2 separate regions of the Homo sapiens genome follow, and region 1 is linked to region 2. The links are chromatin loops, found by intact Hi-C in ENCODE. Cell type or tissue: adrenal gland. All regions are shown on one strand.

What was found. Hi-C counts contacts between places; a loop is a spot of excess contacts. Peaks named below come from ENCODE experiments on the same cell type or tissue, not always from the same donor. Only the 100,000 strongest peaks of a DNase experiment are listed, where the experiment ranks them.
Region 1: it touches region 2 in a loop (5-fold over the local background); 3 of 110 quality-filtered maps call a loop at or near these places.

The regions. Positions count from the first base shown.
Region 1 is chr18:30,313,036-30,317,035 of GRCh38, forward strand. No RefSeq gene overlaps it. Among named protein-coding and RNA genes, the nearest start is that of MIR302F, 16 kb to the left of the region's middle. In adrenal gland, no CTCF peak of the experiment used is centred here; no DNase peak of the experiment used is centred here.
Region 2 is chr18:30,373,443-30,377,442 of GRCh38, forward strand. All of the region lies in intron 1 of LOC105372047 (a long non-coding RNA gene), which reads right to left. Among named protein-coding and RNA genes, the nearest start is that of MIR302F, 77 kb to the left of the region's middle. In adrenal gland, no CTCF peak of the experiment used is centred here; no DNase peak of the experiment used is centred here.

The DNA of each region.
Region 1 (4,000 bases), 60 kb before region 2:
ACCACACCCGGCTAATTTTCATATTTTTAGTAGAGACAGGGTTTCACCATATTGGTCAGGCTAGACTGGAACTCCTGACCTTATGTGATCCACCCACCTCAGCCTCCCAAAGTGCTGGGATTACAGGCTGAGCCACCGCATCCGGCCGAGTTTAATTCTTAACTCCCTTTGCAGTGTGTGACCTAGGGCAGATTCTTTAATCACTTTTGTCTGTAGTTTCCTCATCTGTAAAATATGAATACTGGCTGTAAAACCCTTAAGGAGTTGGTCTCTAACCTCAATGAGATAACCCACATCAAGTATATAAAGCACTTTGTACGATATTTGGAGATCGAACATAGTAAGTGTTTATTTAATAAGCTAACATGAGGAGTCTGAATTTGAAATATTCATTTCAGAAGCTTAGCATATAAATTGCAATCATAAGCATGAAGTTGGATAAAATGATCTAGGGAAAATGCATAGTATGAGAAGTAAAGGTTATTTTCCCCTTCATGGGTATTGTTTTCTTTTTTGTTCTTTCTTTTTTCAAAAAAATTGGTTTTTGCTTAATTCAGAAGTGAGTCAGTAAGACATTTAAAAGAATAGTTTTATGAATGTATATTGTGACTAACTTCCCCCAAATATTTGATACATTTAATTCACATCAAATATAATTTAAATCTTGGCCAAAAAACAGTTGAAATGTAAGTACATTTTGAACAATAAGAAAATTAGGAGTTACTGCATTATCAGGTGTTACTATAAAATGTAAAGTTTCAAAGAAATGAATTGATACTTACTTACAAAAGAATAGGCAGACCTATCAAAAGAAAGCCAGATATTCAGACCCTTTAATCAATGAGAAAGATGGTGCTAGGAAAATGAGTCAAACATTTGAATCAAAATCAAGTCCTTATAGCTATTTAAATACACATGTACACATACACTACTAACTTCTAGATGAGTTAAATAATATTTTAAGAATAAATAATAAAAGAATTAGAAGATGATACCAGTAGTCACCGTCTGTGTTGGCTTTGAGAGATCTCTTTTAATGAGAGATATTTCAAAGGAACTAACTATAAAGAAAGAGATTAGTAAGTATGACAACTTAAACATTTTAGAAACACCAATGACAAAATTGAAGTAGAAATATTATAAATGGATGACAGTATGTCAGTTTTATATATATATATATAACCTGTAACAGGCAATCAAAAATTTATGTACACAAATAACACAAACAGGCAATTTATGGAATAAAAACACTTTAGAAAAAATAGTAGAAAAAATGAAAACTTCATCAATATAATTTATTTCTCTTTGGCCAGAATATATGGTTTTTTAAAAGATGACCACATATATCCTTGTCAAAGGGTAGTGACAGTTGCACACTGCTACCCCAAAATGGTAAAAGACTTGATAGTCTTTGAGGGTCATTTGTGACACATTGTGTGAATTTTTAAAATGTCCTTCCAGCAATTAACATTTAAGAAATTCTCTTAAACAAATAATGCTTTATTCATATTCAAGTAATTATTTCACTCTAGTACGTTTGTGCGTGCATCCAATAGCAGGATTTGGTTATAGGTTTTATAGGGTAGGCTGTAGGTTATAGGTTAAGCTTTAGGTTTTTTTTGTTTGGTTTTTTTTTTTTTTTTTTTTTTTTTTTGAGACGGAGTCTCGCTCTGTCACCCAGGCTGGAGTGCAGTGGCGCGATCTCGGCTCACTACAAGCTCTGCCTCCCGCGTTCACGCTATTCTCCTACCTCAGCCTCCCGAGTAGCTGGGACTACAGGCGCCCGCCACCACGCCCGGCTAATGTTTTGCATTTTTAGTAGAGACAGGGTTTCACCGTGTTAGCCAGGATGGTCTGGATCTCCCGACCTCATGATCCACCCGCCTCGGCCTCCCAAAGTGCTGGGATTACAGGCGTGAGCCTCCGCGCCCGGCCAAGCTGTAGGTTTTATAAAGTATAATGGATGTCTAAATTGTCATTGTAATAATAAATTACCAGCCTAAATAAAGTTTTAGAAAAATTTAATAGCATTGAAAAATATTTATAATTGCTTAATGACAAAAGCAGTTGACAATATATTGTATATACTATTATGTTAATTTATAATGCATATTTTGAAAATGTGTGTATAAATTACACTTGTAGCTATTTCTTTATTTATAATTGTAAAAACTGCAGATATATATAGTTTTATATATATACACAAATGCATGTATGTATGTCTATGATGTATATATACACATTTTTCTATTATGATTTTCTTTGGGCAGTTAGATTATGGGTATAAAAAACTTATTTTTCTATTTTTTCAGAAAACCCATTCTTTCGGTAATCATGAAAATATAATAAAAACTTTAGACAAAAACCATACTTTAAAATCCTTTAACAGTTGTTATTTCTTGGCCACAGCCACTCTTCCAGAATTACATAGAAATTTAACACCTACTGGCCACGCACAGTGGCTCACATCTGTAATCCCAGCACTTTGCAAGGCCAAGGTGGGAGGATAGGTTGAGGCCACGCATTTGAAAGCAGCTTGGGCAGCATAGTGAGACTCTGTTTTTTTAAAAAATAATAAAGAAATATTAGCCCGGCATGGTGGTGACTGCCTGTAGTACCAGCTACTTGGTAGGCCAAGAAGGGAGGATCCATTGATTCCAGGACTTTGAGGCTGCAATGAGCTACGATCATGCTGCTACACTCCAGCCAGGATTACATAAAAAGATCCTGGATCAGGTTTTAAGTTTTGTTTATTGAGTAAAATCTGGATTATTAGAGACGGAAAAATTGATGTCAGTCCGATAATTATCTATAGGTTTTATATACATATTATATATATATATATATGATGAGAGGACATGTAAGGAGGAAAAAGATGATGGGGAAGGGTGATCTAGGAGAGCATTTTAGTGAGTTTGGCATGGAGTGAGATTTCTTGGGTCAACCATGTTGTTAATATTTTCAGTAAGAAAGATTGATGAAGAATGTTCTAAAAAAGGCTTTTAGAATGTACGTGAATACTACTCTTCTTTGGGATTTGACGGGAGTTCTAAGGAAGGTTAATAATTAGTTGGCTATTTAAATCATGTTTTAAAAATACAATCCTGGCTTTAGATAAGACTAGAAGAAAAATGAACACTGAACATTTTAGAAGTCTGGGGCATACTGTTGGCTGATGCTCCATACCTATTTTCCTTTCTTTCTTACAAAATTCTGCTATGGATCTAGTTAGTGTCCCACTCATCTGCTCCCCACCCAACCACCCCCAGCAAAATTGGGTGCATCTGAGGAAATTAACTTTACTGCCAGCTCTGCCAGCTCCATAGATGGAACCAATTGATTTAAAGATAAGCTCATTCCCAAGTGAATGACTTAGAAATGGATACGTAACCCATTCTCAGCCTAAAAGGTATCAATGAAAATGTACTGGATTTTCACGGAGAAAGTTTTATAGCTGCTAATAGAGACCAATGTAAAAAGTTGTGGTTCTTTCCTCTTCCTCTTTATTGTCAAGTCTTGTGAATTCTGAAATAAAGGTACTCATATGGCTACAAATCTGGGGATGAAGAGAGCACAGTAAATAACAGACAAGTAATTGAAAAGAATCAGGGATGTGGAGCACTCTCCTGGGTGCTCAATAACCAGCTTTAACATCAGTGGTACCTCTGCATTTCCTAAATATTTCTTTATTGTTAAATCAATATGAATGAAAGATTCTATTACTTGTAGCCAGAAGCTTCCTACTTGAATATAGTTTACATTTTGGAGGCTATAATTTGATGTCTTGAAGCTAAATTGCCACTGTTAGAATTAAAATCTAAAGGAATGTAATTTTACTGGACATGGTAAAATTTGGACTATTATTCAGCAACAATTCATTTTGCCCACCTCTCACCATAGAAGGGCTTGTTTGTTTGTTGTTGTTGTTGTGTGTGTGTGTGTGTTTAAGCTCATTGACTTGTTCTGCCACATAAGTGCTTGTTAAAGTCAAGGCCCCAGG
Region 2 (4,000 bases):
TATATCCTTTTTAATTGCTTTCAACAATATATTGTTGTTTTCAGAGTATAAGTTTTGTACCTGTCTTGTGAATTTTATTCCTAAGTGTTTATTATTTTTGGTGCAATTGTAAGTGGAAAAAGTTTTTCTTATTTCATTTTTAGATTCTTCATTGAAAACGCATAGGAAAATAATTGATTACTATAAATTAAACATATCCTTCACTAATTCTGAACTTGTTTATTTTATTTTTTATTTTTAATTTTTTTTTTGAGATGGAGTCTTGCTCTGTCGCCCAGGCTGGAGTGCAGTGGCACAATCTCGGCTTACTGCAACCTCTGCCTCCTGGGTTCAAGCAATTATCCTGTCTCAGCCTCCCAAGTAGCTGGGATTACAGGCATGTGCCACCACACCCGGCTATTTTTTTGTATTTTTAGTTGAGACGGGGTTTCACCATGTTGGCCAGGGTGGTCTCAAACTCCTGATCATATGATCTACCCACCTTGGCCTCCAAAAGTGTTGGGATTACAGGCATGAGCCACCATACCCAGCCTGAACTTAATAGCTTTGATTTTTTAGTGGATTAAGATTTTCCATACATAAATTCATGTAGTCTGTAAATACAGATATTTTTACTTTTTAATTTCCAGTCCTGATAGCTTGTATTTCATTTGCTTGCCTAATTGTTCTGGCTAGAACCTAAGTATAGAATAGATGTGGTGAAAATATTCTTTTCTTATTCCTAATCTTAGGGGATATTAGAGTAAAACTAGCCTAATAGAATGAGTTGAGAAGCACTATCTTCTATTTTGTGGAAGACCATATGAAGAATTGCTATTAATTTTTGTTAAATGTTGGTAGAATCCACCAGTGAGATCATGAATGCCTGAGGAGTTTTTGTTTGTTTTCTACTAATTCAATCTCCTTACTGGATTTTCCATTTCTTCTTTAGTCAGTTTTAGTAGTTTTTGTCTTTACAGGAGTTTGTTCATTTTGGCTAAGTTGACTAATGTATTGGCACATAATTGTCATAGCATTACTTTATAATCTTTTTTAAACCTTTTCTGTAGGGCTGGTAGTGATGTCCTATCTTTCATTTCTAATTTTAGTAATTTGAATCCTTCTTTTTGTATTTTTTTGCTCAGTCTAGCTAAAGCTTTGTCGATTTTGTTGATCTTTACAAAGAATCTATTTTTGGTTTCATTTATATCTCTAATATTTTTCTATTTTACTAATTTTTGCCATATTTTAAGTTTTTTCTTTCTGTATTATGTTGGAATTCATTTGATCTCTTTTCTCACTGTCTTAAGGTGAAAAGATATTAATTTGAAATGTATATTTTTAATATAGTTATTTATAGACCTAAATTTTCCTCTAAGCATTGCTCTATTGTTATAAGTTTTACTATATTGTGCATTTATTCCCTTTTATCTCATTTTTTTCTAACTACTTGCATATTATTTCCTTTGATCTATTTTTCATTTAGGATTTTTTAACATTTCTACATATTTTTAAGTGTTCCAAAATTATTTCTGTTATTGCTTTCTGATTTCATTACATGTTAGTTAGAGAACAGACTATGTGATGTTTACGTATTTTAAACTTTCTGAGACTGTAGTATAGTATATAGTCTATCTAGGAGAATGTTTCATGTAATCTTGAGAAGATGTCTAGTCTGCTGTTGTTAGGTAGACTGTTCTATAGATACCTGTTGGGTCTAAATTGGTCTATAGTACTGTCCAAATCTTTTTTCCCTCCTTGTTCTTCTGTCTAATCATTCCACAAATATATGAGGTCTTCAGTCTTCTAACTATCATTATTGAATTATACAGTTTTCCTCTTACTTCTCCAAGTTTTGCTTCATGGATTTGGTCCTTACTTGTTGGATGCATATGTTTAAGCTTGTCATATTTTCCTGATGGGCTGACACTTTTATTATTATAAAATGTCCCTCTTTACTTCCAGTAACATTCTTTGTTCTAAAGTCTATTTTGTCTGATATGAGTATAACCACTTCAGTCTTATATTTTCTCTGTGACAACTTTTTTCTATCCTTTTAATTTTAATCTATTTATATATTTGAATCTAAAATATGTCTCCTGTAGAAAAATATATAACTGGGTTTTGTTTTTATATCCAGTCTAAAAATGCATACGTTTTTAATGGACTACTTAATCTATTCATATTTATTATTATTATTAACATAGTGGAGTCAGCACCTGCCATATTACATGGGTATTATTTATGTCTCATTTTTATTTGTTCTTCTATAACTTTTACACTGTTTCTTGTGAATTGTCACTGTTAATCTTATTGGTGTTTTAAGTAATGAGTCACTTTTATCTTAAGGCTCTCAAGATTTGTCTTTGGTTTTACACATTTTCACTATGGTATGTCTTTGTGTACATCTATTTATGTTATCCAGCGTGGAGTGTGATAAGACTCTTGGATGTGTAGATTAATGTTTTTTATTATATATGAGAAGTTTTCAGCCATTGTTTTTTCAAAAATCTTTTTGCTTCTTTATCTCTTTCCCATCTTTCTGTACTCCAGTTATGCATTTCTTTATGCACTTAAACTTGTCCCACATTTCTCTTAGGCACTGTTCATTTTTCTTCATCGTTTTTATTTTCTATTCTTTTGATTGCATGATCTCTATAAATGTTCAATTTACTAATATGTCCTCTTTCAATTCAGCTCCTCTAGTGTATTTTTTATTTCACTTGTTATACATTTAAACTTCAGAAATTCAATTTGATTCTTTTCAATAACTCCTATTGTTTAATGCTTTCCTGATGTGACATTGTCATCATAGTTTTGTCTTTTAGAATATTTTATTTTAGTATTTTGAGCATATTTAGTATTTAGTCACTCTCATAAGCAGCTTCCTTTACCTTTTATTTTTTTTCCTTATGTATAGGTCATATTTTTCTGTTTCTTTGCATTTCTTACAAATTTTTGTTGAAAACTAGAAATTTTAGATAATATAGTGTAGTAATTCCAGGTACTTCCTCCACCCTAAGCTTGTTATTGTTATGTGCATGTTTATATGTTTCGTGAAAGGCTAGATTATTTTAGTTAAGTCTATTTCTCCTCAGTGTGAAGACTCTGACGAATAGGACTCTACCTCTTTCCTTGACAACACATACAATTAAGCTCCATTAATTGCTGGCCCATTTAATTTTTTTTTCAAGTGTGCCCTCAGGCACAATTTACTCCACAGCCTGCTCTAATTAAATGTGGGCTCCTTTGTATAGATAGCATTTGAGATTTGAGTTTCCGGTTTGCTTTGACACCAGGAGGGCGCTCTTGAGCTGTCTCTTTCCTGATTCACTTAGGTAAACTAGCTGCCCGTGGTTTGGTATATCACAATAAAACTACCAGTCTCCTCTCATTTCTTTCCACCAAATTCTCTATTGTTATTGACAGTTGCCTTAATCTTGAACTTACTCCACACTGTATAATGAAGTGAATTTCTTTGAGAAGGGCTTCAGAGATCTTTGTTTTATTATATCTCTTTCCATTTGCACACACGAAGAAATCTGAATCAAGAGTCTGCAGCGGGGGCAGAGATAATAGCATGCTTCTCTCCGAGTGACACCCTTGTCATAGGAGTGACTGCTGAGACGGGTTCTGTAGCCTCTAGCCTTCTCAACTTGCCTCTCCCAGGATAGAACCTTCACACTACAAATGTGTCAGGATGATGGCAGTGAGTCTCTAGTATTAGTGCACTACACCAGAAATACAGCCCTCACTCCATCAGAGCGCAGAGCAATCCAATCCTTAATAAAGAAGTGAGGTAGGGAAGATTAGGCGTACGAATCCCAGCTAAAGAAGTTCAGTGAAGATAGAGTCTTGGAGCCAAAACTGGTTGTCAGAGAAGTTCCACGTCCCCTGATAAGGAGTCTGTCTTAGCATCCTGGGCATTCTAAGTCATTGACTAGGATTATGCCACGGGAAGCATGTTAGGTAAAATTAAAAGATTGTTTTCAGAGGGCAGTAACTGAGGTCCTTAGCATTA